Linked DNA regions of Mus musculus: all the other regions are linked to region 3. A link is a loop called in an ENCODE intact Hi-C map of the cell type or tissue named here. Cell type or tissue: left cerebral cortex. All regions are shown on one strand.

Evidence for each region. A loop is a pair of places that touch in the nucleus more often than their neighbours do. Peaks named below come from ENCODE experiments on the same cell type or tissue, not always from the same donor. Only the 100,000 strongest peaks of a DNase experiment are listed, where the experiment ranks them.
Region 1: a loop joins it to region 3, with 2.9 times the contacts of the local background. A loop is called at or near these places in 6 of 42 quality-filtered maps.
Region 2: it touches region 3 in a loop (6-fold over the local background); 5 of 42 quality-filtered maps call a loop at or near these places.
Region 4: a loop joins it to region 3, with 18 times the contacts of the local background. A loop is called at or near these places in 32 of 42 quality-filtered maps.
Region 5: a loop joins it to region 3, with 2.7 times the contacts of the local background. A loop is called at or near these places in 12 of 42 quality-filtered maps.
Region 6: a loop joins it to region 3, with 3 times the contacts of the local background. A loop is called at or near these places in 12 of 42 quality-filtered maps.
Region 7: it touches region 3 in a loop (2.6-fold over the local background); 9 of 42 quality-filtered maps call a loop at or near these places.

Annotation. Positions count from the first base shown.
Region 1 is chrX:77,577,486-77,581,485 of GRCm38, forward strand. The region is part of intron 1 of Tbl1x (transducin (beta)-like 1 X-linked); the gene reads left to right. Among named protein-coding and RNA genes, the nearest start is that of Gm52447, 63 kb to the right of the region's middle. In left cerebral cortex, no CTCF peak of the experiment used is centred here; DNase peaks (open chromatin) are centred at 871, 2,195 and 2,725; H3K27ac peaks cover 692 bases.
Region 2 is chrX:77,566,854-77,570,853 of GRCm38, forward strand. The region is part of intron 1 of Tbl1x (transducin (beta)-like 1 X-linked); the gene reads left to right. Among named protein-coding and RNA genes, the nearest start is that of Tbl1x, 58 kb to the left of the region's middle. In left cerebral cortex, no CTCF peak of the experiment used is centred here; a DNase peak (open chromatin) is centred at 2,004.
Region 3 is chrX:77,509,304-77,513,303 of GRCm38, forward strand. It overlaps Tbl1x (transducin (beta)-like 1 X-linked), which reads left to right and starts at 1,924. Exons shown (of 16, transcript NM_020601.2): 1 at 1,924-1,966. In left cerebral cortex, CTCF peaks have their summits at 1,605 and 1,807; DNase peaks (open chromatin) are centred at 49, 687, 1,081, 1,583 and 2 more places; H3K4me3 peaks cover 3,122 bases; H3K27ac peaks cover 2,868 bases.
Region 4 is chrX:77,431,852-77,435,851 of GRCm38, forward strand. No RefSeq gene overlaps it. Among named protein-coding and RNA genes, the nearest start is that of Tbl1x, 77 kb to the right of the region's middle. In left cerebral cortex, a CTCF peak has its summit at 1,914 (motif pointing left); DNase peaks (open chromatin) are centred at 1,210 and 1,804; H3K4me3 peaks cover 741 bases; H3K27ac peaks cover 1,909 bases.
Region 5 is chrX:77,321,719-77,325,718 of GRCm38, forward strand. No RefSeq gene overlaps it. Among named protein-coding and RNA genes, the nearest start is that of Tbl1x, 190 kb to the right of the region's middle. In left cerebral cortex, no CTCF peak of the experiment used is centred here; a DNase peak (open chromatin) is centred at 2,108.
Region 6 is chrX:77,312,345-77,316,344 of GRCm38, forward strand. No RefSeq gene overlaps it. Among named protein-coding and RNA genes, the nearest start is that of Tbl1x, 200 kb to the right of the region's middle. In left cerebral cortex, a CTCF peak has its summit at 2,253 (motif pointing right); a DNase peak (open chromatin) is centred at 2,226.
Region 7 is chrX:77,718,090-77,722,089 of GRCm38, forward strand. It overlaps the pseudogene Gm14746. Among named protein-coding and RNA genes, the nearest start is that of Cldn34-ps, 45 kb to the left of the region's middle. In left cerebral cortex, a CTCF peak has its summit at 2,476 (motif pointing left); a DNase peak (open chromatin) is centred at 2,460.

The DNA of each region.
Region 1 (4,000 bases), 68 kb after region 3:
TTAAGAAGTCCTAGTGTCTGTGTAGAGACATATGCTCAGGACTTGACTTTTCCTAGTTGGTTCAGCAAAAACCTTCACCATCTTGGTTATTGACCAAGTAAACATATGGTGACAATGTGATCCATTATCCAAATATAGACAGTTTTGAAATAGAATCACTTAATAATGATTCTTCTGTCATTAATGTCAACTTCTGAAATGGCAAGGCTTTGTGATATTTTTATAGTTTCTTACAACTGTAATATTTTGATCAGTGTCTGGTATGATAAAATATTGTTTCTCTAATAAGCTGACTTATTTGTGCCTCAGAGGCTAAGCTCTCAAGAGTGTTAAAAAAAAAGGTGGTGTTTACTTCTCAGAGTTACTACCCTTCCAACTTGCAGAATACTGAGTCCATGTGTTTCTACACTAAACTTACTTGCTAAAATTTAAGTAGACTCCATATATACCAAATGACTACTCCTTATGTGCAGGACTTGAGATAATAGGGGGAGTCCAAACATATCCTACTGGGACTTGAGATAGCTCAGTGGTCAAGAACATTTCTTGTTCTTCCAGAGGACTCAGGTTCACACCATCCATAACCGCAGTTCCAAGGCATCTGACACCCTGTGCTAACCCCCGTGTGTACTAGGCATGCATGTGGTGTACATACACATGCATACAGGCAAAACACTCATATGTGCTAAATAAAACCTAAAACCAAACAAATTAAAGAGACAGAAAGACAGAGATGGAAGCTTGCTTTATTTTTAGCCAGGAAAGCAGTAGAGAAGACATTTGCTGTCAAGAAAACATTGCCTTTGCTGTATTCCTTTTGTCAAAGGAACCTAAGTCACTGGGTTTTTGTCTGAGAGAACGGGATTCAATTAGTCACTCTGTTCACACAGATAAGAGGAAGAGCAGACACAGGGAAGAGCCTATTCAGGCAGTTGGCTCTTGTATAACCAGAACATACTGCAATTCAAGTTTGAGGCCTCTGATTCTCATATTGTAATGATTGTGTTTCTAGACTGAAATGTTAGGGTTTTTCCTTCTGAAATTCCCAACCCAAATTCATGACAATGTTTTAATGCTAGATGTTTCAAAATTATTTCTTAAGGAATCTGGACAAATTTTAATGAACCCACCAGATATTGTTAACAGTCTTATGTATATAGACTCATGAATGTGACTATTTTGTAAATAGTCAGATCTTTGTGTAATAAATGGAAATATTATTTAAACATCGCCATAGAATACAGTTTCATTGTGTAGTATGGTCTTGCTCTTTAGGTATGCTTTTCTGAAGCATTAGATTATGAAAGCCAAGCTTTGGGTTTTACTGTATAGGTAATCCACACAATGTTTTGATACCAAAAAAAAATGTTATTCTTGTAGGCCAGGCATGGTGGCTGATGCCTATAATTTCAGCATTTAGAGGTAGAGATATGGGGATTGCTAGGACAATACTGATCTACATTTCAAGTTCTGGCTCAATTAGGGCTACATAAGGAGAACCCATCTCAAATGAATGGAAATGAAGTGAAACAAATTAGCAGTGGATGTTTAACTTAGTTGGTGGAATACTTCCCTAAGCATGCAGGAAACACTGGGTTTGTTCCCCAGCACTACATAGAGATATGGTAGTGTATGCCTTTTAATGTTGGAACTCAGTTGAAGGCAGGGGATAAGGAAGTCAAGATCTCTCAAGCTGCTTAAAGAGTCCCAGACCATTTACATATACATAGAGTCTGCTTCAAAAGAAAGACAAAGAAAGGGTCTTAAGCTGGGGATGTACTTCAGTGGTAGAGCACTTGCCTAGCACATGCAGGGTTCCAGGGTTTAATTTCTAGCATTGCAATAAACACATTTAAAGTATAGATGAATAAAAAAATTTAAAAAATGTTCTAGCCTTCATGCATTATTATTTATAATAAGTTGAAGGCTTGAGGGCAGGGGTGAATGACCCTGATCGCCATATGATAGGTTATTAAACAACTGTTTAAACCAATATTATGGATACTTACTTCCTGGTAGAGGAGACACCATGATCCTGAAGGTGTTTCCCCGAGTGTGAGGCTTATCCACTGCACTCTGTATATACTTACTGGCACCAAAATGTGATTGCAAGATTCAGCAAGTTTTTTCTGCAACCTCTTGTGACCAGCATGTAGCTCATTTGGGCTTGTGAGTGGTTCTGCATGTATCCTGGGAGTAAGCCAGGCTGCAGGGAACTGTACCATAGCCACCCAGATTTTATTTGTTAGTTATTTTTTAGTGTTGCCATTTAGCCAGGATTAAGAATTACTAAAGAACTGTCCCTGTTGTTTCCCCCTCCTTGAGAATGCTTTCTTTCTGGGACCCGCAGAAGAAATTTTATACACGCATAAGAAGTCTAGAAGCTGGGTTTTCTGATGGTTTGTTTTTATTATTGAATAAGCATTAGATCTGTGGTACCCATCCTCCCAATAGAATGCTGTGTTCATTGGCAAACTTTGGGTTAGTAGTACCTTCATGGTGGCTTCAGCTCTATTTCTCTTTGTTGTTACCATCTACTTTCTCTGGCCCATCTTGTTATTTCATTTTTGTTATTTTGTATGTGATTGTGAGATCATTTCCCCCCTCCTTTCCTGGGTGGGGAAAGATAAGGGTTTCGCTTACTGAGACTGTTGTGGTTTCTTGGAGGTTGGTAGCTGGCAGTAGCTTTTGAATTCTGATGTGTTAGCGGCATGCATCCTATTTTAATCTCGCTTCCTGTGGAAGTGCCTCGGGGACACAATGTATTTCTAAATTTAGTGTGATGAATACTGGATCACACAGTTTCTGCCAGACCCTAGGCAAAGCTTTGGAGGTCATTCAGGTCTGAATGTGAGAGATATAGTTCTTCAAAAGTGGTTTATACAAGAAAGATTTCTAATGATTAACAAAGTACCCAAATCCTTGCATTTTACTGCAATTAAAAAGTCTTGGTGGCTAGAGAAATGGCTCAGTGGTTCAGAGTGCTCATTTCTCTTGCAGAGGACCTGAGCTCTGTTCCCAGCACCAAGTCAGTTGGTTCACTACTACCTGTAACTCTGACTCTAGGGACTCTTTTTCTGGCCTCTGTGCCATATACATGCACATACATATAAACACAAATAAAAAAATAACTTAGAAATAAATTCTTGTATGTCAGGTTTAACACACCCAAGTTATTTTCTATCTCTTTACCTGTTAAAGGGTGATCTTTCTCTAAACTCCATTGAAGTCTGGGCCTTAAATAGGCTTCATGAGGTTTACAGAAAAAGCAGAAAATGAAAGTGAGGTATTAGAGCTAGAAATGTTCATGAAGACCAGCACTCAGATCCCCAGCACCCATGTAAAAGTTGGGTGTGGTTGTGCCCATGTTTAACTTCATAAGCTGGGTAAGAGGTGCATGCGCAAGTGTGCATGAGCGCACACACAGACAGAAAGAGAAACAGAGAGAGAGAGAGAGACATGTATGCATTCGCCTACACCCTAAAAGCAAAGAAAAAGTTACAAGGAATTAGTGCAAAAACCATTTTTATTTTGATGTAAAAAGGAAAAGTTTGAAGTAATAATTTCTTTTTTTTTTTTTTTTTTTTTTTTTTTTTTTTTTTTTTTGAGAGGGAGACAGGGTTTCTCTGTGTAGCTCTGGCTGTCCCGGAACTCACTTTGTAGACCAGGCTGTAAACTCAGAGATCCACCTGCCTCTGTCTCCTGAGTGCTGGGATTAAAGGCATGTGCCACTACCACCCAGCTCAAAATACTTTGTTTTTATTTCCAGTGTTATTTATTAGTTGGTTTATTTTGTCACACAGTCTTACTCTGCATTCCAGGCTGTCCTCAAACTAGTGATGAGGTGACAGGTATGTGCCACGACTTTAGCTAACTGATAATTTTGATGAGCCAGGAGCAGAGAAGGAACATGCATTTTTCCATATATCTTTATCACTCCCAGCATATGGATAACATTAGGTGCCCCTTGAATGTTTTAAGGGGAAGGTGGATGATGAAA
Region 2 (4,000 bases), 58 kb after region 3:
CATGTGCTGCTCTTACAGAGGATCATCATTGTATTACACATGTTGAGAAGGGCACATTTGGGGAACTGTGGCTCTTTGTTATCAGGATTCTACCAGTCCTATTCACATGGATGTTGACAGTAGCTGGGTTCATGATAAACACAAGCAAAGTAGAATTATTGGGTGGGTCTACAATGTGGAAAACATTTTGTTTGGGCAATTTCTTGAGCCACATGCTATTAGTTAAATACAACAACAGCAACAAAAAATGATGTTTCTAATTCTCCTATCCATTTTGCTTATATTAGAATACAATATTATTTTCTTTTAGATCTATTTTTATTTTGTGTGTATGAGTGTTTGCCTGAATGTATGTGTACTACATGCATGCCATGGAGGCCAGAAAAGGACGTTGGATTCCCTGGAAGTATGTAAAGACAGTTATGAGCCACCATGTTGATGCTGGGAATTCAATCCTGGTCCTCTGCAGGAGAAACAGGTAACTTAACTACAGAGCCATCTCTCCAATCCCCTAGTCTAAAAGAGCATTCAGCTGTGCTTTTTTAGAGAAGAGTTGCTGTGTGATTTTGATTTGATTATTAACTTGATAGGATCAAGACTCTTCAGACCTCTAAGATATGCCTAGATAATGTTCACTCCTTTGGGAAGACCTATCGTAGCTGTGGGTGACACCACCCTATGGGCTGGTTCTAGACTGAATGAAAAAACTGAGCTGATTTACTTCTTTGCTCCTGACTGTCTCTACAATTTGTCCAGCTTCCTTCAAAGGTTGTGCTTTTTCTGTCCTGATAGACTGTTCAAACTGTGAGCCAAAATAAACCCTTTCATCTTTAAATGGCTTTTGTCTGGTATCTTGTTAGAACAATAGAAGCAACCAATGCAGTCATACATTCTTTAAAAATGTATTATAATCCATCATTGTCATACTTGTATTAGATGCACAATTTGACTAGTTGGGAGTCTTCAAGGTGAGTCTTGGGTTTTTTTGTTTTTTGTTTGTTTGTTTTTTGGTCAAGTTCCTCTATAACCTTTTTAAGTGTATCTTTCTTTCTGGGGATGCAAAGCTATTGGTTCCCAGAGTAAATTCCCAGGCCCTGGCCTAGAATAAGTCTTAATTACCATGGCAATTAGAAGCTGGGAGCGGTTAAGTTTGCTCTTTGTTGGTGGTGTTTGGATCTTGGCTCTTTCAGTAAGGGGGCCCTGGAGGTGGGTATTGTTTACCTGTTTGGCTTCCTGCTGATTCTCATTGTCAGATGTAGCTGATATGGGTTCTCCTACCCCCCCTTTTCCCTCTTGCTTCAGTGGTTTTCTTTTTCCTTTGTTGCCCAGGCCCCATCCTGTGTATTTAGGTTCCTAGAATTAGGGCTATTGTCGTGCTGATTTACAGGGATCTCTGGTCTACACCTGCTGGGCCCAACTTTGCATACTGTTTAGTTTTAGACGCTTTCAAGCTCTGAACTTTTAAGTAGTTGATGGTGGGGGGAGGGTGGAATTAAAAGTGGTAAAGTGTGTGATGGGTAGCTCAGTTGGCAAAATGCTTGTTCTTACAAATGTGAGGAACTGAGTTCAAATCTTCAGCCCTTATGTGAAAACCTGGGTATGGCAGCACTTGCTCTAACACCAGAGCTAGGCTGTGGGGACAGAGACATAATCTCTAGAAATTGCTAGCTGGCCAGTTTAGCCTATTAGGTTCAGTTTGAGACTCTTTCAAAACCTAAGGTGGAGAGCAGCTGAGGAAGGGCATCTGATGTTAGCTGTAGACCCTCACATAGGCCTGCAAGCACCCAAAAACATGAACCTTGTTTTATGACATGAGGGACTGCTTTCATGAAAGTCAGTCTTTAGCCTCAGAGGGAAGACTGGGGAGGGTGTCAGGGGATGGTGGCCATAGATCAAACTGTTCTGAGGATTCAGAGCCAAAGACACACTTGTATGACAGCTTACTCACTCCGAGCCCACCCTGGGGAATTGGTTTCATTTCTAAGAGCCCCTTCACTTGTGAGTTTGGTTGTGTTAAAGGGAGTTACAAGCCTGGGATCCTAGAAATAGCCTGCACAATATTCTGCAGTTAGGCTCTGCTTTGTATGTGGGGGTAGGGCATGGTGATTGGAGTTGGATGAAAGTGTTCATTGAAGGCATGGTTAAAGGGATAAAAGAGCTTTGATGTAGACTGTTTCCAGCCATCCATTTAATTCTCCGTCCACAAGTGGAAAGAAAATAAACAACCATTCAAAAGTAATATTTATGTAACCTGCAGAAATCTCGGCCAGCCATGGGAAAGATGATGCGCTTTGACGTGCAGGATGGTCTCCCGAGTTCCCCCTGGCCTCGGGCTTCTGAGCAAAGCTAATGAGAGAGAGAGAGAGAGAGAGAGAGAGAGAGAGAGAGAGAGAGAGAGAGAGCCAATCTCTGTTTCTGTCGGAATTTTCTGAATCTTCTTCATAACATAGAAACTTTTTTTTTTAATGGAAAAATAAGTTGCACAGATTTTACATTTAGGTCATTTTCATAGAATGTAGGTCACTCAATTCAATAGGAGAGTATGCTGTTTTTACTTTTTTGGTGTGTATATATGTTGTGTGTTGGGGAGGTATTTGTACTAGTTGGTGTATGTGCGTGCATGTTTGCATGTGGGTGTAGAGACCAGATGTTGGGTGTCTTTCCTCTATTGATATTGGTTGTCTTCTAGTGATCTCTACCTTTATTTTATTTTTTAAAATTGGGTTTCCAAAAAGACTTATCACATGCCTGTGAATGTATACTGTGTATGTTTATATGTCTATGGAGCCAAAAGAAGGTACTTGGTGTCGTCCCCTAGAGCTGGAGTTAGAGATGGTTGTGAGCTGGTGCTGGGAACCCAGCTTGGGTCTTCCAGGAGAGAGTACAGGCTATTAACTGCCAAGCCATCTCCATCCTACATACCTTACTTTTGAGGATGAGATTTCTCTCATCCTAGAATGAGAGATGAGAACTAGAAACACATTGATTGAGCTAGGCTAACTAGTGGTTGAGCTTCAGGTAAGAGTCTCTCTGCCTTCAAATGTTGCTTGGGTTAAAAATCTCATGTTACGAATCTGGTGTTTTACGTGGATTTGGGGGATCTGAACTGAGGACCTTACCGCTGTGTTTGCATAGGGGGTTCTTTATCCACTATGGCATTTTCCCAGGCAATGTCTTTTAGATTCCCCAAAGAAGGGAAGTATGGTGTGATTGAAAAGAATCTAGAAAGATAGATTGAGATAGTGTTGAGGATGGAGTAACTCAGGCTGGCTGGGTGTGGTGGCTCACTTTTGTAATCCCAGCATTCAGGAGCCAAGGCAGAAAGATTATTTCAAATTTGATGCCACACTGGGCTGCATAGCAAGTTCTAGGCCAGTTAGGACTACATTACAAGAGTCTGTCTTAAAAAACAAAACAAGTTTGGATTGTTTTTATACTGCAAAGTTTTGACAAGTTAGGATGCTGGTGTGTGTGTGGGTATGTGGGTGGGTGCACGTGTGTGCCTACTTGCTTGGTATGAGCCTAATAGTGTTGGTGTGGGAGGGGTACTTCTGGTCTCTGCTAGCTGGAAGCCTAGGATGCTGTTGCAGATCTATAGCGCCCTATACTAGTCTTCTCTTCCTGTCCCCAGAATGTTTTACCTCATGTGATTTTACCACTAGGCTGAAGTTTGCAACTCCAACAAGATGTTCCTCTGCTCTCATTCTGTAGCCTACATGGCAAGGTTTCCCTTGCTTATGGAAGTAGAGATAGCTAAAGATAGAGGGGTTGCCTTTCAGGCACAGTGTCCCCTGTAAGCACAAAGGGTAGAGTTTTGTTGGCTCAGCACCATTGTTAGACATATTGTCACTTCCAAGTGTTTTTACATGGAGGTTTTTCTCCATAAATAAAGTTTTAGAGGTGGGGAATTATTCATGGTGCAAACTTCTGTGTACCTGTAACAGCAGCTGCTCAGCCAACTCTAAGGTGTAGAGATGTACCTTTCCTCCTCTGAAGAAGC
Region 3 (4,000 bases):
TGAGCAAGGCGAAAGGAGAATCAATCAACCACAATGTGACCCTACAGGCGGAAAAAACGCAGCGCTACCACCAGCATGCAGTGGGGGAAGGGAAGCACGTGTAAACTGGGCCAGGGTTGCATCACGAGCAGGCTCAGGTTTTCGATTGCACCCTTCATAATACCTCAGCATCAGTCTGCACAAGCTCAGGAGCCCAAGAGCTAAGAAGGGCAGGCTCAAGGGAGCCCTACCAAGTCCTTTGGGGGTGGGGGTGCTTGAATGGCAGCTGATAGCTAATAAGCCTGTGTACTGCTGATTCACAATTATGGAGACTGTGTAAGTGTGGATTTTTTATTGATGCGCTCTAATAACTGTGTACCAACAGTCGTTTGACATATTTGACGTTTCGTAGAAATATTTTGCAAGGTAAATTTGAGGTCCGCCTTTTTGATGGAGAACCGGCCCCTTAAAAACTCGCCCCAGGTTCTCCCCTCCACCCCCAACTACCAGAGCAACAAATGCCTAGTGTTCAAGGAAGGAGCAAGTGAGGTTAGGGTTTAAATTGCGGAGTGTTACTGGGCGCTTAGCACCGAGCTCATTAGAAGCCTAAGGGAGGGGCAAATTGATTTTAAAAATACTCAGCAAGGCAGACACCAAAGGTGCTGAGGAGGAGGGCCGAATATTTATTTAATTGAATTAAAGGCGGGAGTATGGGGGGAAATCGTCACCGATGTGGAAGAGAGGAAGCGCCAGGGCTGGGCCTTACCAGCCTTGGCAACAGAAAACACTTTGCCAGCGCCTGCGGTTTCAGGCCTGGGGGTGGGGATTTACAGATTTGAGGGCCCCAGTACCCTAACATAGTCCTCCATAGTCCCAGCTTATTTGTGCCTTAGTCTTGTGTTAAAGCGTCTCCCCTATGCATTTCTGACTATTGGCCGAGAGGTGTTTTGCAAAGGTCATGGCTGCGCCCGAGTCCTCAATTTTTGCGGTGGGCGTAAAGGCAACTGGGGAGGGGGATGCTTTATGTCGTTAATTTTGAAGAAGATGCGCTTGGAGATGGTGTTACACGAGAACCTTCTAGGCTAGCTGGGCGGCTTCATCTTTTGAGGTGGGGGAGGGTAACACTTTCAGTGGCTTGGGTTACCATTCCCTCTTTAAATCTTCAGGGTGGCCCTTGTTCCCATCCCCCCTCCTCCCGAGCCACCTTGGCGTGAGGGGTGTGGGATTGAGTATCCGTGTAGGGGCCCTGTTCCCCCCTCATTCCTCTCTGAGCCTGGTAGGGGCCTGGTTGGGGCCCAGAGGGCAATGCTCAGGCTTCCCTCCTCCACCTTGGGCTTGGGGCGGGGAGAGGTGGGGGTGGGGAGGCTTTAGGGTGAAGAACTGTGCCGAGATGTAAGTCTTTTCCCTGCCCCCGGGGGGCTGGGTCTGGACTTGGTCCGGGGAAGGGCGGGCCTGGCGTCCTAGCCCTTACTGGGGGGAGGGGCTGCCGCGTGGGGACGCTGCCCCCCCAAGGAGCTCGGGGAGGGGCCGGCGGGCACGCGGTGGGGGAGGGCAGGGCTGTAGAGAGCCTCTTCCAGGTGTCTGGGGAGGGCGGCGCGCTGTCGACCCTCTTGGCACGTCTCCCAGCCTGGGTAGGCTTGCTCGCGTCCGCTCCCAGCGGAGGTCACTGGCCGTGTCGGTCCCTCCCGCCGTCCCGCCCTCTCCCGCCGCCGCCGCTCCCAGCCCAGCCCCCCCCAGTCTCGACGCTCGGGAGCGACAAGCCGCCAGCGCCCCCGCCCCGCCGCCGCTGCAGCGCCCTCCGGCCGCCATTCGCCACCGAAACTTTCCAGCGCTAGCTCTTCTCGTGGACTAGGTGGCGGGCCAGGGGTAGCGCGCGGCTGCTCCGGGGCGCTTGGCCCTCGTCGGCCTCCGCGCGGCCCGGGGTTGGTGACGGTGGACCCGCCAGTACGCTGAGTGCGCGGCCACAAGTTGCACGGCTCGCGGCGAGGTGAGTACACGCCGGGCAGGGGCTCAAACTTCTCGGGCCGAGGGGCGCGGTGGTGACCCCAATCGCGGGCCCTGAAGCTTCAGGAGGGGCAAGTTCCCGTGTGCCCCCCCAACCCCAGGTTGGGCGCGCTCCCTGCACGCCGAACAATACCTCTGGGGCGGCCGCTCCCCGAAGTGGCCGCGCGCGCGGGGGGCGGGAAAGGCCTGGGTGCGCCTTTGTTTTGGGGAGAGGGAAAGGCAAGTTTAGGGACGCTCTGCAGTTCGTCCCAGCATCTCTTTGTCTGAGGCTCCAGAGGGGGTTGGCTGGGCTGACCCGCGTCGCCCTGGGACTTGGGGGCCGCGCGGGATCCCCTTGTGGGGGAGGGGAGCCTCATTCATCCTCGAGGCGCGGGCCGGCGCTCCCGGAACACGGTGGACGCGCGGCGGCGCGCGGGGGATAGTGGCTGGCCCGTTTGTGATCAGTTTCCGAGGCGCAAACTGTCAGGGAAGTCCGGGAGCCCCCTCCCCATACCTACTCCCAGGCCTGGTCTCGGGGACCAGGGTGTGTGTGGGGGGGTGACAACGACGGAGGGCGGCTCCTCTGGCTAGGTGAGGGAGAGGGACCGCCCAGTACGGCCTGGGGAGGGTGTAAACCTGTTGCTTTGGGGCTGGGGAGGGGTTCTCCAGATCTGCACTCACCCACATCCTCGTCTTAGGAATTTCCCTTACGTAGAGAAGGGTGCTGGGAGCAGGAGTTTATGTAGGAGGGGTGCGCCTTTGAACGTCGGTGATCTTCGGGTTTTGTGACAACTTTAGGAGGAGACTACAGGCCCGCTGGTGCTGGATGGGGCCTGGGCTTCACGTGCGTGACCAGTGAGCAATCAGGAGCTTGGGGCTTTTTTTTTTCCCTCTCTCTCTCTTTTTTTCTTTTTCTTTTTTTTTTTCCCCCAGCGTCTGGCGTTCTCAGAGGCCTCCGCACTGTAAATTCCGCAGTTAGGGTCGGCTTGTTTCTTTCTGACCAAGTGTTGTGGGGCAAAACCTAAAACAGCTCCCCTCCCCCTAACCAAAACCTAAGCCATACTGCTAGTGCAAGTGTTTGTTTCTGTTCTGCTTTGGTGTGTGTGCCTTGACCTGACTAGTGTTTTTCTCTGAGCTAGTCCCTGGTTTAACTTAAAAGAGGACACAAGAATACAGGAGGAGGAGTGAGTGCTTTGTCCTACTCCCCCCCCCCCCCAGTCTTGGTTTAGGGTAGCAAATAGGTCTTGGTGAGCCTATGAAATTTACCATTGGTCATTTCTAAAGACACATATCAAGGTATGAAATAGTGTTGAGTGTAGATGGCACTTTTATTTTTAAAGGGATTTCGTGTCCAAGTGTGCTGCAGATTATTTTCATGGCACCACCCACCAGTGTAATTAGTACAACGATGAAAGTCGAAGTTCACTTGATCCACTTATTAAAATGGCCCCCTAAAGCTTTTCAAGCCTTTAATCACACACACACCTGTAGGACAGGCATGGGTGATTTGGGGTGTAAGGCTCTCATTTACCCCAGGATATGTCCTTACTTGGGTCAGAGAATTCCACTTAGGCAGCACTACTAAAAGAAAAAGGAAGATATTTTACTCCTTTTAATGGTATTGGGCAGATACTCATTTCAAGTTTACCTCGGTTTTGCTGTTGGGTTTTGCTATTTTTCTAGGCCCTGGGAGTCACACCAAAGCAAGGCCTTTGAGGGACACTGTGAATGGAAGCTGATTGTCTTCTAGTATGGTGGGTGGGCTACCAGGATCCTTGGGGTGATGATAATTTTCTTTGATGCGGGATTATTGTGGTTTGAATGAGAATGGCCTCCTTAGGCCATTTGAATGCTAGGTCCTCAATTGGTGGAAATGTTTTTGAGAAGGTTTAGAAGTGTGGCCTTTTAAGGTATGTGTATCCTTTTGAGGTTTCAAAGGCCCACACTATTCCCAGTTAGCTCACTCTCTGCCTGTGCTTGCGGATCAGATGTAAGCTCTCATGCTCCAGTGCCATGCCTACCTGCTGCCACAATCCCT
Region 4 (4,000 bases), 77 kb before region 3:
AAAACCCATGACGACTGCTTAGACAAGCCAGTTTGTGGGCCTGGCTTCAGCAGTCTTAGTTGTTAGCTTTCTGAGACAAAAGTCAGAAAGAACGCAGAGTCTAACCTTTGACAGACAGCACTGTATTTATTAACACCCACAGCGAGGGAGTAGCAGCCTCTCTCCTGTGGGAAATTGAGGGGTCTCACAGGGGGGATAAAGCTGATCTATATAAAGTGTTGGAGTAAGGGACTTGGGAATGAGGTAATTGTAGCAGCAGTAGCCCACATTTCTTTTCTGCAATCTCTCCTTCCTGAAATTGTTTGCTCAAGGCAAGACCTTGGGAGATGAGATGTCTCTACAAACTTGCCTTTCTGAGCTGACCGATAAGATATAGCAAGGCCATCTGTAATCTCCTAGGATTCCGGTTTTACCTCTGAGGAGTCACTCTATCATTAGCAGAGCAACAAAGTCACTGCACATGGAGATGCTGGCCAGTCTGGCTGTGTGCACTGGTAACAGATGGTGAACTACACCTTTGCCAGTTTGCACCTGGCTATTTTAAAGTTGTGTGCACAGAATGGCATTTAAAGGTCTTGCATATCTCTTTAGAAGGGACAAAAAGCATAACATAACCCACAAAGCTTGCATGGAGGGAGCAAGTGGCTGTGCCCCAATTTGGAGAGGTGTTCAGTTTTTCATAGGAGGGGATTGCTTTTTGGTTTAACTGGCATTCTATTTTTTAGGGGAGGGGTCTTTCTTTTCTCCTTCCTTTTTTTATTCTGATTTGCCTTGTAACTGGGGCGAGTGGGGGAGAACTGGAAGTGCTTCTTTATGTGGGGGTAGGGGGACACGGTGAGCCACATGGAGAGAATCCCAAGATACCACTGCCTCATCCACCCATTCCTGTCCCCAACACATATACACAAAAATGTGAATTGTCATTTTTTTGAAGTTTTTTTTTTTAAGCAGTAGTTCCTGTTACATTCAAGGAAGACCTAGGCCATTTTATTATTAAACAATGGTCTCTTTTTAAGTAAGAAAAGAGAGAGAGAGAGAGAGAGAGAGAGAGAGAAGAAAAGAAAACTCAAGATCACTTTGGTAGAAGGCTAGGATCTGCCCTACTATGGCTGTGTTTTAAATCTGTTTTCTTAAGTCCTCAATTAAGCTTTCCAGAAACTGGGCGTGTTTTCATTTGCATTCCGAAACAGAAATCTGACGAGTTTGAACATTGTCTGCTTGGGTTCAAAAGGAAACTGTAAATTTATACAGTCTGTTTTAAAAAAAATGTCAATTGCATCTTAATGAGTCTCCGCAGAGAAGTGCCCCACCCCTTCTCCCATCCCCCTCCCATCCCCCTCCCTCCTACTGACCCGGCCCTCCTCTGCCACCGCCCACCCCCTTCCTGCTCACCTACCTCCCCTTCCTTCCTCCACTTCCCATTCCCCTCCATTTCATTTCCCAACTCCCCTCCTTCCAGCTCTACTTTCCATCCCCCACCTTTTCACTTTCCAAACCTGCCCCTCCTCCTCCATTTCCTAGGTCCTCCCTCCTTCCCAGCCCCCTCCTTCGCGCTTTCCACCCTTTTTCTTCCCCCCTCCTCCTCCACCTCCTCCCCCTCCCCTTTTCCTCCCTGAGCCGTGTGCATTCCAGCTGCAGCCCTGCCCCTTCCTCCCCACCCTGCTCAATTCTTTCTCCCCCCCCCCTCCCCCGCCCACTTTCCAGCCCGGTTACCAGCCAGGCTCCCAGAGGGCTGGCGAGCGCATGCTTCCAAAGGTCACGTGGTCCCTCCGCCTCCCCGGCGGGGGAGGGGCGGCTGCCGAACCTGTTCTTTGTTAAGAGGTCAGAGCCTGCGCCTGCGCTAACTGGGAAGGAACTACCGAGGAGCTTCAAAGAGCTGCGCAGTCTCCGCGCCCCGCCCCCAGCTGGGCCTAGGTTGTAATCGCTGGACTCCTCAAAGGCGGCCGGGTTCACATCCTCCACAGGGGTTGGGGACCTTCTGGGAAACCCAGAGACCCTATAAAATAGGGAAACTGGGGAGCAGTGGTGTGCTTAGCGGGAAGCGCTTGAATGCTCAAATGTGTTATTCTATCTAAAGGTCTTTCCCTGTGCAAAAACATTTTCCCCTCCAAAAATGAGAGTTGAGGGGGAGGGGAGGTGGGTAATAAAACTAAGCGTGCTCTGTGCAAGCAGTTGAACACTGTGATTAGGTTACATAGCTGTAAAAATATTTTTCTAGGTCACTAGATATTTTTCAAACTCAGACTTTAACTGAGGGCAGTGGAATTTTTTTATGCCAGAATGTATTAACCACTCCTGATTGCAAAGAATTGCTGTGTCTTGTTTGTTTTTTCTTTTGGGTTTTTGTTGTTGTTGTTGTTGTTGTTTGGCTTTTGGTTTTTTTGGTTTTTCGAGACAGGGTTTCATTTATCTGTATAGCCTTGGCTGTCCTGGAACTCACTTTGTCAAGGAGGACGGTGAGGGCCCCAATCCTAGCCTGCAGAGGACCAGGATGTGGCTCCCAAAGTCCATGGCTGGACAAGTTTTAGAAGCCCGGATCTGAGAAGGACAGAAGCCAACTGGGGCACAAATATAGCTCTTGATCTGGTGGGTGCTCTGGGATGGGAACTTATTTGGGGACACCGGGGCCAGCCTTGGTCATCTTTATTTCTCTTACATAGCAATGAGCGTCGTTTACACAAGCACAGACACTTAAGGTCTTGCTAACATATGCCAAGCACACTTCTTTACATAACTGATATGACTTTCATGGCCGCTGTAGGGTACACACTGCTGTCCCCTGCGCCCCCTACCCCCTGGCTTTTTTGGGTAGTTTTGGCTATAGCCCAGGCTGGCCTCGAACTCAGAAATCTGCCTGCCTCTGCCTCCCGAGTGCTGGGATTAAAGGCGTGCACCACCATACCCGGCTCACTGTGTCTGTTTTAAAACATGGGCTGGGGATGTATCTCTGGGTAGTGCGCTTGACTAGCAGGCATGAAACCCGGGTGTTGGCAGCACTGCGTTCCAACTGAGCATGGTGGCACACACCTGTAATCACAGTGCTGGAGAGGTGGAGGCAAGAGGACCAGAACTTTTTCAGGTCGTCGTCAATTTCACAGTTTGTATTGTTATGTTTTGTCGTTATCGCCTAAAAGCCAGTTCTTTTCTACAGATAGACAGAAAGGGAGTGGATCTGATGGGAGGGGAGGTAGGGAAGAACTGGGAAGAACAGAGAGAGGAGAAACTGTAATCAGGATATATTGTAGGAGAAAAGAATCTATTTTAGTAAACGGGGAAGAAATGACTTTAAAAGAAAAATCATTATTACAAAGAAAAAAGGTTCTGAGTCTGAGATGTATGAAACCTTGATTCAAGACAATAAAAGGTTACAGCTCAGTGACACTGCACTTGCTCGGCACTCAAAAGTGGAAGAGTGTGTAATTGTGTAATTATGTAAGTAGCCTTTTCCTCTACAGTTCTCAGTGTGACAAACAAATATAGGTCAGGGATAAGTATGTTAACCTTGCCTGCTTGGATATTCCGGATTTTCTGTTCCATTCTATGTATATCTGTATACATATCCTGGGAGTGGGGAGCACATGGGTGCACTTATGCCATGGCATATGTATAAAGGTCAAAGGACAAAGTGGGTTTTCCAGGGTTCGTTCTCTCTCTCTCTCTCTCTCTCTCTCTTCCATTCTGTGAGCTGTGAGCACTGGGATTATGGATGTTGGATACAGTGTTCATTTTTGTGTGGGTTTCAGGGACCTGAACTCCCATCGTTCTTGCTTACTTGACAAGTACTTTAAGCACAGCCATCAGCCAGAATTAGACTTAAAGGTAGAAAATACAATACTGACCACATTTCCAAGAGTTGAAGATGACTGACCAGGCTGGCAGGAAATAGCTCCTAACATCCACAAATCCCCATCCATTAGAAGACCTTGGGAAAAGCTCTCTGGCCATACCTTTGAGAGGAACACTTCATAAACGTCCCATAAAGCCTCAGTGTTTGTCATGA
Region 5 (4,000 bases), 190 kb before region 3:
GTGAGACTATGCCGGGGCCTAGCAAACACAGAAGTGGATGCCCACAGTCAGCTAATGGATGGATCACAGGGCTCCCAATGGAGGAGCTAGAGAAAGTACCCAAGGAGCTAAAGGGATCTGCAACCCTATAGGTGGATCAACATTATGAACTAACCAGTACCCCGGAGCTCTTGACTCTAGCTGCATATGTATCAAAAGATGGCCTAGTCGGCCATCACTGGAAAGAGAGGCCCATTGGACACACAAACTTTATATGCCCCAGAACAGGGGAACGCCAGGGCCAAAAAGGGGGAGTGGGCGGGTAGGGGAGTGGGGGTGGGTGGGTATGGGGGACTTTTGGTATAGCATTGGAAATGTAAATGAGCTAAATACCTAATAAAAAATGGAAAGAAAAAAAAAAAAAAAAAGAGAGACTCTCAATTGAGAAAATGCTTCCATGTGAGTGGGGTATAAACAAGTCCATCAGGCATTTCCTTGATTAATGCTTGATGTGGGAGGGCCTGGGGTCACACATTCAAACCGAGCACAAATCCTGGGAAGGTGGTCCTAGACTGTATAAGAAAGAAGCAGGTTTAGTAATCCAGGAGCAATCCAGTAAGCAGCACTCTTCCATGGCTTCTTCTTCAATTTCTGCCTCCAGCTTCCTACCCTGCTTGATTTCCTGTCTTGATTTTCCTCAGCAATGGTCTGTTACCTGGAAGTATAAAATGAGATAAACCCTTTCCTCACCAAGTTGCTTTTAGTAATGGTGTTTTATTCACAGCATAGTAAACCCTAAGACAATCACCATTACTTTAATCCCTTCCCTGCTGTGTGGAAGCAAGATAGAATGCATCTAAGGGACAGGTCATGACCCTTTGTATTTCTGGTCTCCACCTCAGATATATATATATACAAGTAAGCTTTAGGTACCCAATGAAGAATTTCAGACCAAGTAAATGCAGCAATGCTGTCTACAGAAATACCCATAATTCTGGCAGTTTAAAACAATCTATGGGAGTCAGGAGAGCCCTGAACTTCTCTAGTCACTGGGCTTACCAGCTCCACTTGGCTCATGCTGTTTATCAGTGAAATCAAGGTCTGGGAGAGCAAAATATTAAATCTTCAGGGTTGAAGAAATGGCTCAGCGGTTGAAAGCAATCACTGTTCTTCCAGAGGACCAGAGTTCTGTTACTAGCACCAATGCCAGATGGCTCATGAATGTCTCTAACCGTAGCTTGAATGGATCCAATGACTGACCACCAGGAACACCTATAGTCACATGCATATATGTATACGCAGATACAGAATTAAAACTAGCAAATAAATATTCCAAAAGGATAAAAATAAGGTCTCAAGATCTTGTCAGTTCTTTACCACATAGACTACACTTTCATCTGTGTGAGTTATGGTAGGTAACAACAGATTCAAAACTCAGCTCTCAGCTCATTGACATTCAAAACTTACCTCCTAAAAGCCAATGCTTGATTGCCAACTTGACAAGATCTAGGGTCACTATGGAAACAAACATTTGGGCATATCTGTAAATAATTATCTAGGTTAGGTTAACTGAGGTGGAAAAATGCTCTCTAAATGTGGGTAGTACTAATCTATGGTTTGAGGCTATGGACTTCATGAAAAAGAGAATGTGAGCTAGTGACCAGCAGCAATGTGACCAGCCACCTCAAATCCATGCCATTATGACTTCCCACCGTGCAGACACCCTGGAGCCTTGGGGCAAAATAAATTCTTCTTTCTTAAGTAGCTTTTTGTCAGGTATTTTGTTGCAGCAACGAGAGAAGTTTTTTGTTTTGTTTTGTTTTGTTTTGTTTCACAATAGAGCCAAAGATGGTCGGAAGCGCAAGGTTCAGTGATGCTTGGCTTGGGTACTGTAGCCTCTAGGGTCAGTCGGGGCTGGGTTTCATTTCTTCCCCACAAAAGAAAAGAGGCTTTTATTTTTAGTTCTGAATCCCATTTGGCTGGATGAGAACTCGAGTTTGATAGCTTTTATTCTTCCCACGACTTGATTTCTTAAAAGCAACTCAGTTTGCATCTCATTTGGGAGCTGCTTTTACACAGATCAAAGATAATGACATTCTCAGCCAGTGAAAGACACCATTTGCCAGCTCTTTTTCTAAGACAATTTGTTGGAGCAGATTTTAGGGGAGGCTGGGAAGTGGGGGAAGTACTCCAACTTGCGTTGCTGTGGAAACTTCTGCAGAAGCTAAGAGGGTACTTGTTCAGCTCCTAAGAGAGTGAGATCTTACTTCTTAAAATATCATTCATTTCCACGGTACAAAGATGCAATTAGCCCTGTCTACAGAGGAGGAGGGTTTGCTTTTATCTCCTTTTGGGGCTAGAAGGTCAGGCTGAGATAGAATCTTTTTATTCTCATAATCACAGCAGAGTCTGAAGAACTATGAGCACCTGGAGGGAGTGAAATATGGGAGGCATGAGGTGTCCTATTCCAAAGAATATGCTATTGGCATTAAACTAATGACAACCATTTTGGGCTAAGGATGTCATTGTAAAACAGTCCTTGGCATATACTGAGCAACCTCTGCTACATTTGATCAGAGCCATTGTTTTCTTTGAAACAGTTTGAAGTCCTTGAACAATTAATGAAGCCGTGTACTTCTGCTTTCTGACCCATAACAAACACAAAAAAGGGCATAGATAATCCACTGTCTGCAGGGCACTGTGGAATGCCATGTAGATAGCCAGAATGGTGGGTGACATCGTAAGCACTATTGTCAACATCAGGAACTACATCCTCAAATGAAAAAGTGTTGAAACACAGCCTGAATTTGGGTGTGATATCAGATACCTGTCATTCCAACCCTCAGAAAGCTAAGGCATAATAATGATTTCAAACCCAGCCTGGACTGCATCCTAAAGAGGCAACCTAGACTATACAAAAACATCTTGTTTCTTAAAAAATAAAATGGAGAAGCAGTGAAAAAGTAGTCTTCTTATACTGATTTCATCCTTTCTGCCACTATGAGACCTTCTCAATGCTACATGTCATCCTTCTCATTCCCACGTAACTCAAAGCCTCTTGTACCTCCAAATATATTAACACAATCCTTTTTGTTTATCTCTCTTGATAGATACACACACACACACACACACACACACACACATACACACACACACCTACATACTCATGGACATAGACTGTCCCCCTAAAAATTATCACAAAGAACTTAGTGACTCAAGGCCAGAGAATAGAATATAGAAAGAGAAAATAGAAAGTGAGTTCCCAGTGCAGTGTTACCTAATCAGGTGATCAAGGTCAGCATCATTAGATAACACCATGGGGCTATAATATGCCCATAAGTTTGGGCCCTGACAAAAATCACCTCACCTCTGTTCAAAACCCTTCAATACACTGATCATTGGAGATACATCAAGAAAACCACTGGAGAACATTCTGCAAAAACTTCAAAACATGAAAAATAAGGGCAATATGAAGAAACCTCGCAGCCAAGAACATGAGGATGACCCAACTGTATGTAAGCTGCTGGGCAGGATGGCTGGACTGTAGGCACGCAGGAGGGAGGGAAAAGGTGAGGCAACAGGATTTCTATGAGAAAATGAATAAAACTCAAAGCAAGTCTGGAGTTTAATTCATGATAACAGCCCCCTGATGGTTTCCTAGCTGTGCCAGACACAATTACACATGTGTTATAAATCTAAGATGTGTTCCACAATGTGACATTGATTGATGAGGTAAATCAGCACACAAGTAGATAAAACCAGACTGTGAACCAGCTGACTGATGTGTTTACATGTGTGCAGAATCTTTTCTACAGCCAGCTAGCTAATCCTTTGGCCACCACTTAAGTCAGGGACATACCCGGCCTAATATCATTGTAATTGACTTCTCAGGCAATATTCCTGAGAAATATGGATCCAGATTTTGCCCAAAATCATTCTTTTCCCTGAGGTAGACATAGATCAAATTTTAAATCTTAAAAAAAAAAAAGCCACATGCAAGAACATTCATGTGCAGAGAAAA
Region 6 (4,000 bases), 200 kb before region 3:
AACCTAACCATCAAGTTCCAGGTTCAGTAAAAGAATTCTATTCTTCCTCCCACAAAAAGAGCAGAGTATAATTAAGAAAATACTTGGCACTAACCTCTACTTTCCATGCTTAAGTGCACAAGTGCATACATGCACACTTGTAGCGACAAACACATATGCACACATACATACACACACCCATACAGGAAGAAAGACACAGTAATTATCTTCCAAAAATAATATTAGGGGTGAGAGAGATGGCTTAGCAGTTAAGAGCACTGGCTGCTTCCAGAGGACCTGAGTTTGATTACCAGCTCCCACATCAAGCAATTCATAACCATCTGTAACTCTGGATTCAGAGAAACATATCGTTTCTAAGAGTACCTGTGCACAAGGCCTACACTCACAGGACACATACAAGTGAAAATAAAAATCTAAAATTTTTAAATAAGTTAATTAAAGGCATTGCATTCTGTCTTAATTAACCTACCTTTGATCTTTCTATGGAAAGTTTGAGGGTTTGTCAGCCTGAAGAGCACTGGCATTTGGGAACTAATAAATAAATCACTATCGTCCATTTTTGTCCCAATTCGTTGAGAAAGAATTAAGTGTCATTGTGGCATTTTTCAATCAAAATTTGTTTTTGTAGGTTCTCTTCCCAGCTTCTTTCCCTTCCCTTCAGTCTTCCACCCTCGGTATCTTCCTCTCTACTTTTATGTTTCATGTGACCTGCTGTTCTCCCCTCCTTTTTCAACACCTCATACCCCCTTTAGTGGTCTCCTGTCTAGGTTTGTGTTCTATACCCACTCTCACAACTTTTTATTTATATACACAGAAGCATTAAAAGTCAGGACCCAATATAAGGTACACTTGGAGATCATAAAAGAATTAGAAAAGCAGGAAGCACTACTAGGCCCTTGTCTTCACTGGGTGGCAGCTGGCACCTGCTTGTCTAGACACTCTCAGTTCATCCTAGGATTGAAGTTACAGACACAATGAAGATAGCACTTTCCTAAAGAACTCAGCCAATAAGAAACAAAAGGGAACCAGGGGATGCCATTAGAAATATCAAAACTACTGTTTTGTGCCAAATGAGTGTGACAGACTTCTTTTTGTTTTTTTTTTTGTTTGTTTGTTTTTTGTTTTTTGTTTTTTGTTTTTTTTTTTTTTTTTTTTTTTGTTCTTGCTTTGTTTGTTTGGTTGCTTGCTTGCTTTGCTTTGCTTTTGTCCAGGCTGAAACCAGACTTCTGCAGAAACAAATGCAAATCCATGTCACTTCTAGTACTTTGATTCTCCAGTACTCTTATGAAGTAAGGATCATCATTTCTCACAAGAGCAGAGCTGTCTCTAAGATGCTAGGAGCACCCAACCCTTTTCCTCTTACAACCCAAGCAATACTCCAACACTTATAAATGTGCTACAGTCAGGGAGAAATATTATATTCCCAACTACCTCAGTGTCATTCATAGGCTTAAATAACTTCATCTTTCAAAGCCACAAGGAGCCTGCGTACACACAGTATGAGTGAGAAATTCAAAGACTCGTAACCATTGCCCATTTTCTTTTCTGCACAAATTAGCAAAAATGTACATACAATTATGACCTACTCAACCTATTTCTCCAAAGTGAAGTTGACTGCAGTTGGAACCACATCACCAAGTCCAGACGCCCACACTCATCATAGAGCTCTTAGGCTTTGTCTGCAATTTCTTAAACTGGAACAGTATCAAAGCTAATGAAGGAGGCGTCATTTTCAAGTTTTGCTAAGATAGTCATTTAGTAGATTAAGTGTTCTTTTAAACTTCTCTAGATGTACTTGTTAAAACTATAAATTATTTACATGGCAGTTAATAAAGCAACATTTAGTCAAAACCCATCCTTAACATGAGACCACATACCATAACTAAAAATATTAAGTATGCATTGAATGTACTGTTGTTTAGACAAGGTCTCATGTAAAGCATGCTAGCCAAAAATCATCATGTACTTCTGATCTTGCATTAATTATATCAACAATTAATGAGGAAGGATGTCACAAATTTAAAAGAGAAAGGAGGGGTATGCGGGAGGGTTTGGAGGGAAGAAAGGGGATGGAGAAATGTTATAATTCTAATCTCAAAAAAATGTTAAGAGGCTAACATGAGACTTGGAGCTTGGTGAGGAGGCTGTAGTTAAGGTAAGTGGGACATAAGGGAATGGCAGAGGGCCAAAGACTACAGGGAAGAATAACTCTAAAGGATACACAAAGATCCTCTCAGACGCTCCAGCAGATGGCAGTAAAGGTCAAACCAGGCATGCAAATTAGCTTGAGTCTACCACAACCAGGACACAATTTCCTCTTATCCTTCAAGAGACAACCTTTTCCTCGTAATAGTATCCCCTATACTTAAGCCAGAAAATCATAAAATTACTGGAAGGTAAAAATTAATTTCATTACTCTGATGGTTAACCTCAGCTGTCAACTTGATAAGATCTAGAATCACCCAGGACATGGGTCTCTGGCAATGTCTGTGGAGGCATATCTTGCTTGTGTTAGTTGACATGAAAGACCATCTCAATTGTGAGCAGAACTATAGTAAGACTTCCAGGACAGTACAAGAGAGAAAGCAAGCTGAGCACTAGCATGCATCACTCTCTGTTTCCTGATTGTCTGATTGTAGGTGTGATGTCACCAGTTGTTTCAAGCTCCTTCTATCTTGACTTTCCCACCATGATATCTTGGAACCTACATGTTAAGGGGGGTTAACTTCTTCCTTAAGTTGTTTTTGTCAGAGTATTTTATCATAGCAACTGGAGAAGAAACTAAGATGTGTTGGAGGGATGTCTTGTCATAAATTCTTGTGTGGGCCCTTCAGAGGCTGTTGGAAATGCATGGCCAGAGACCTGGCTAGTTTTATGTCAACATCACACAAGCTAGAGTCATTTTTAAAGAGAGACTCTCAGAACTTAGGAAATTAGTCTGAACAGGTTAGAGGGTGCGCCAGAGAACCGGACAGCTTCTGGGACGGGCAGAAGCACAGAGCCGCTGAGGCAGCAGCCTGGGCGGGCCGCAGACAACCGGCCACCATCCGGACCAGAGGACAGGTGTCCGCCTGGCTTGGGAGGTGACCTCAGCCTCAGCAGCAGCGGTCGCCATCTGGGTTCCGGGACTCCGCGGGACCTAGGAAATTAGTCTGAACAGGTTAGAGGGTGCACCAGAGAACCGGACAGCTTCTGGGACGGGCGGAAGCACAGAGCCGCTGAGGCAGCAGCCTGGGCGGGCCGCAGATAACCGGCCACCATCCGGACCAGAGGACAGGTGTCCGCCTGGCTTGGGAGGCGACCTCAGCCTCAGCAGCAGCGGTCGCCATCTTGGTTCCGGGACTCAGCAGAACTTAGGAAATTAGTCTGAACAGGTTAGAGGGTGCGCCAGAGAACCGGACAGCTTCTGGGACGGGCAGAAGCACAGAGCCGCTGAGGCAGCAGCCTGGGCGGGCCGCAGACAACCGGCCACCATCCGGACCAGAGGACAGGTGTCCGCCTGGCTTGGGAGGCGACCTCAGCCTCAGCAGCAGCGGTCGCCATCTGGGTTCCCGGACTCCGCGGGACCTAGGAAATTAGTCTGAACAGGTTAGAGGGTGCACCAGAGAACCGGACAGCTTCTGGGACGGGCGGAAGCACAGAGCCGCTGAGGCAGCAGCCTGGGCGGGCCGCTGATAACCGGCCACCATCCGGACCAGAGGATAGGTGTCCGCCTGGCTCGGGAGACGGCCTCGGCCTCAGGAGCAGCGGTCACCATCTTGGTTCCAGGACTCCCTGGAACTTAGGATTTTAGTCTGCACAGGTGAGAGTCTGCACCACAGAAGCTGACAGCTTCTGGGAACTGCCAAAGCAACACAGCTTCTGAGAGAGGCCCTGTTTTGGGCCTTCTTCTTCGACCAGGAGGAGGTCCAAAAACAAGATATCTGCGCACCTTCCCTGTAAGAGAGCTTGCCAGCAGAGAGTGCTCTGAGCACTGAAACTCAGAGGAGAGAATCTGTCT
Region 7 (4,000 bases), 210 kb after region 3:
AGCCAAGGGGGCAGCCAGTGAGTTCCCCTCAAACCTCACGTGAGGGCGCCCGCTTTTTCTGGCCTCCCCATGACCACCTAGCACTGCCCGCAGCCCCTGAAGCTGAGGCAGGCCCGGGGGAGTTGTGTTGAGCCCTTGGCCTGGGCTCTCACTGAAGGTGGGGCTCCTTGACTCACACCCTGCTCTGGCTTGCTTCTTGATTGCCCCGAGCCGCCTCCTCCTCCTAATTTTATTTATTTATTTATTTATTTATTTATTTATTTATTCCATGATAGGGTTTCTCTATGTAGCCCTGGCTGTCTCTGGAACTCAGAAATCCGCCTGCCTCTACCTCCCAAGTGCTGGGATCAAAGGCGTGTGGCACCACCTCCTGGCCCAGGCCCAAAATTTATTCTTAAAGGTAAAAATGTTAGACACTAAGCATAAATTGTCAAAAAGATTATCTAAATTAATATGAACATTGCTGAATACCATGCAAACATGCAAATATTAAACCATGTTTATACTGTATTTTCATGCACTGTCTCATAGCATTTTTTGTACTGTGTGCATGGATTTGAGCAGGACATCACTGCATTATGTGTGATCTAAGTCATCAACAGCAGTTGTTTCAAGCAAGGTTAAAAGATTTAACAAAGGTTCTTATTTGGACGAAGAAGTGGCTGCTTAGCCTTATTTATAATAGCCAGAAGCTGGAAAGAACCCAGATGCCCCTCAACAGAGGAATGGATACAAAAAAATGTGGTATATTTACACAATGGAGTACTACTCAGCTATTAAAAAGAATGAATTTATGAAATTCCTAGGCAAATGGTTGGACCTGGAGGGCATCATCCTGAGTGAGGTAACACAATCACAAAAGAACTCAACTGATATGTACTCACTGATAAGTGGATATTAGCCCAGAAACCCAGAATACCCAAGATATAAGATACAATTTGCAAAACACATGAAACTGAAGAAGAACGAAGACCAAAGTGTGGACACTTTGCCCCTTCTTTGACTCTAGCTGCATATGTATCAAAAGATGGCCTAGTCGGCCATCACTGGAAAGAGAGGCCCATTGAACACGCAAACTTTGTATGCCCCAGTACAGGGGAATGCCAGGGCCAAAAGGGGGGAGTGGGTGGGTAGGGGAGTGGGGGTGGGTGGGTATGGGGGACTTTTGGTATAGCATTGGAAATGTAAATGAGCTAAATACCTAATAAAAAATGGAAAAAAAAGAAATGGGAACAAAACACCCATGGAAGGAGTTACAGAGACAAAGTTGGAGCTGAGACAAAAGGATGGACCATCTAGAGACTGCCATATCCAGGGATCCATCCCATAATCAGCCTTCAAACGCTGACACCATTGCATACACTAGCAAGATTTTGCTGAAAGGACCCTGATATAGCTGTCTCTTGTGAGACTATGCTGGGGCCTAGCAAACACAGAAGTGGATGATCACAGTCAGCTATTGAATGGATCACAGGGCCCCCAATGGAGGAGCTAGAGAAGGTATCCAAGGAGCTAAAGGGTTCTGCAACCCTATAGGTGGAACAACATTATGAACTAACCAGTACCCCGGAGCTCTTGACTCTAGCTGCATATGTATCAAAAGATGGCCTAGTTGGCCATCACTGGAAAGAGAGGCCCATTGGACATGCAAACTTTATATGCCCCAGTACAGGGGAACGCCAGGGCCAAAAAGTGGGAGTGGGTGGGTAGGGAAGTGGGGTGGGGAGGGTATGGGGGACTTTTGGGATAGCATTTGAAATGTAATTGAGGAAAATACCTAATAAAAATATTTTTTAAAAAAAGAAGTGGCTGCTTAGAAGTCATGAGCAATGTGCTGTCCTGAGGAACAGGCTGGCTTGGTTGTTTGCCCTTCCAAATAGCAATCTGAAGGCTCTATGAGGAGAGACAATGAGGATAGCCATAAGGGGAAATCTGCAGCTAGGAGGAGCACAGCATAGATGTGCGATGGTCACCAAAGCTTAAGTATTCATAGTATCATTGAATTGTACAGTAACTATGGCTAAACGAACAATTACATGGGATGTGCATTTTCCCGCAATAAAATCAGTGGGCAAAAAACTAAAGTAGCTCTTGGCACTAGAATGTTACAACTCTCCTACTTAAATAATATTATAAAAACGCAAACATCTTACTAGAATCAATCCATTGTGTTCTCTTTCCTAAGCAAGCAAATAAGTAGAGATGACCACTTTCCTTGTTCACAATGAGATCCCCTCAGTATATAATAACTATCACACTGGAGTATCACCTTCCTTATGCTGAGCAAAGCTCTATGGTGTGTATAGAGATAGTCTCCACGTAACTGGGAGTGGTGGCCCCACTCAAAGGGGGTGGGGTGGCAAAGGGGGTGGGGTGGCAGGCCATTTCTGGGATCTCTTCTGGCAAAACATCTTCATGTACTTATCTGAAGGAAATGAGAATACGCATACCAGGCATGGGGTGCCATCTTGTGGAAGTAAGAAGTTGTGCACTCTAGCAGTGTCTTCTGCCAGAGTTGGCCTCAGCTCCAAAGCCAGAGTAAGATAAGTGTAGAGACAGCACATTACCTTTCTCAAACAGAATCCACACCCTAGTCAGGAAGGAAAGGCATACTTTCCAAAGATGCATGCATAGCCCTTAGCCTGACCAACGTTTTTCAGATCCATGATTTGGCTATGAAACCAAATATCATTGGACAACTCAGGTCAGTCGGCGTTTTCTACCTAGTCCCATGAGATGTTTTTGGCCCTGCAAAAACTCAGCTAAGAGCTCTCACTCTGCAAGCCATGTCAGACATCACCGTAGAATTCAGTCATCATCCTGAATCTAATGAATGAATGACATATTTTATAATAAGCTAATAGGAACTTAAGTGTTTGTGGTTATGGGACACCAAGAAGCCAAGTCCCAGAACTAGAGTGGGAGGGTAAGGCCAGGCAGTTCTGTAGGAGTGGGAGAGCAGCCTGGTTTACATAAACAGCTCCAGGCTAAACTCAAAACAGAAACTCTTCCTGTTCCAGGAGATGATGTGTCCTTTCTGGGTACAGAGTGTAAGAGCAAACTTCATCAAGCCAAAAATTATTCATAATAAATTGAAAGAAGCTGAATGTAGTGACCTGTGTAGCACACACAAGAACAGAAGTAAATAAAATATCAGTCAAAACAAACATGTAAAGCCGGGCTGGAGAGATGGCTTAAGAGCATTGGCTAATGTCCCAGAGGACCCAGGTTCAACACTCAAATGCAACTCATGACTGCCTGTAACTCCAGCCCCAGGGATTCTGGCACCTTCACACAGACATACATAGAAGCAAAACACTAATGCACATAAAATAAAGATAAATTAAAAATGTAAAGCCTGCAAAATCTGCTTTACTTGCAAGCCACACTAATGGATTTGTAATATTAGGGCAAATTACTCCTTGGATACATCCCAGTAAATATCCATACTACCCATTCTCACTAACAAAGAGCTTATGACATTCTTTTTTGTTCATCTGTTTTTCTTTTTTACTTTTTGAAGCAAGTACTGTTTGTAGAAAAAAGGGAGGGGCTTTAGAAATATTCACATATGCCACTGCCATTCACTAACACTGGAAATTGACTTGGGTGGGTAGAAAAATATGTGTACCCATCGTTATCCATACAAGGAAGAGTCCTCTGTAGGTTAGGGTAAGCAATTTTGCAGTACCATTTCCCAGCAAGCAATTCTTTCTGTGTAAATAAGGCCATTTCTGTGGTACCAGGTTGCAAGTAATCCTAATTAGCTGCATAAATCTGACATTCTGTGGCTCTAAATGGGTAAAGGGTAATCCTGTTTTTGTTGTTGTTGTTTTAGTTTTTGTTTGTTTTTGTTTTGCCTAGAGAATTATTTAGTAACATGGTTTAAATGACCTGTGCACTAGTGTGTGCTCTCTCTCTGTCTCTCTCTCTCCCTCCACACACCCCCACCCCTCATGAAACTAAGTGACATATGACTGCTTGCCCATCTACAGGTGCT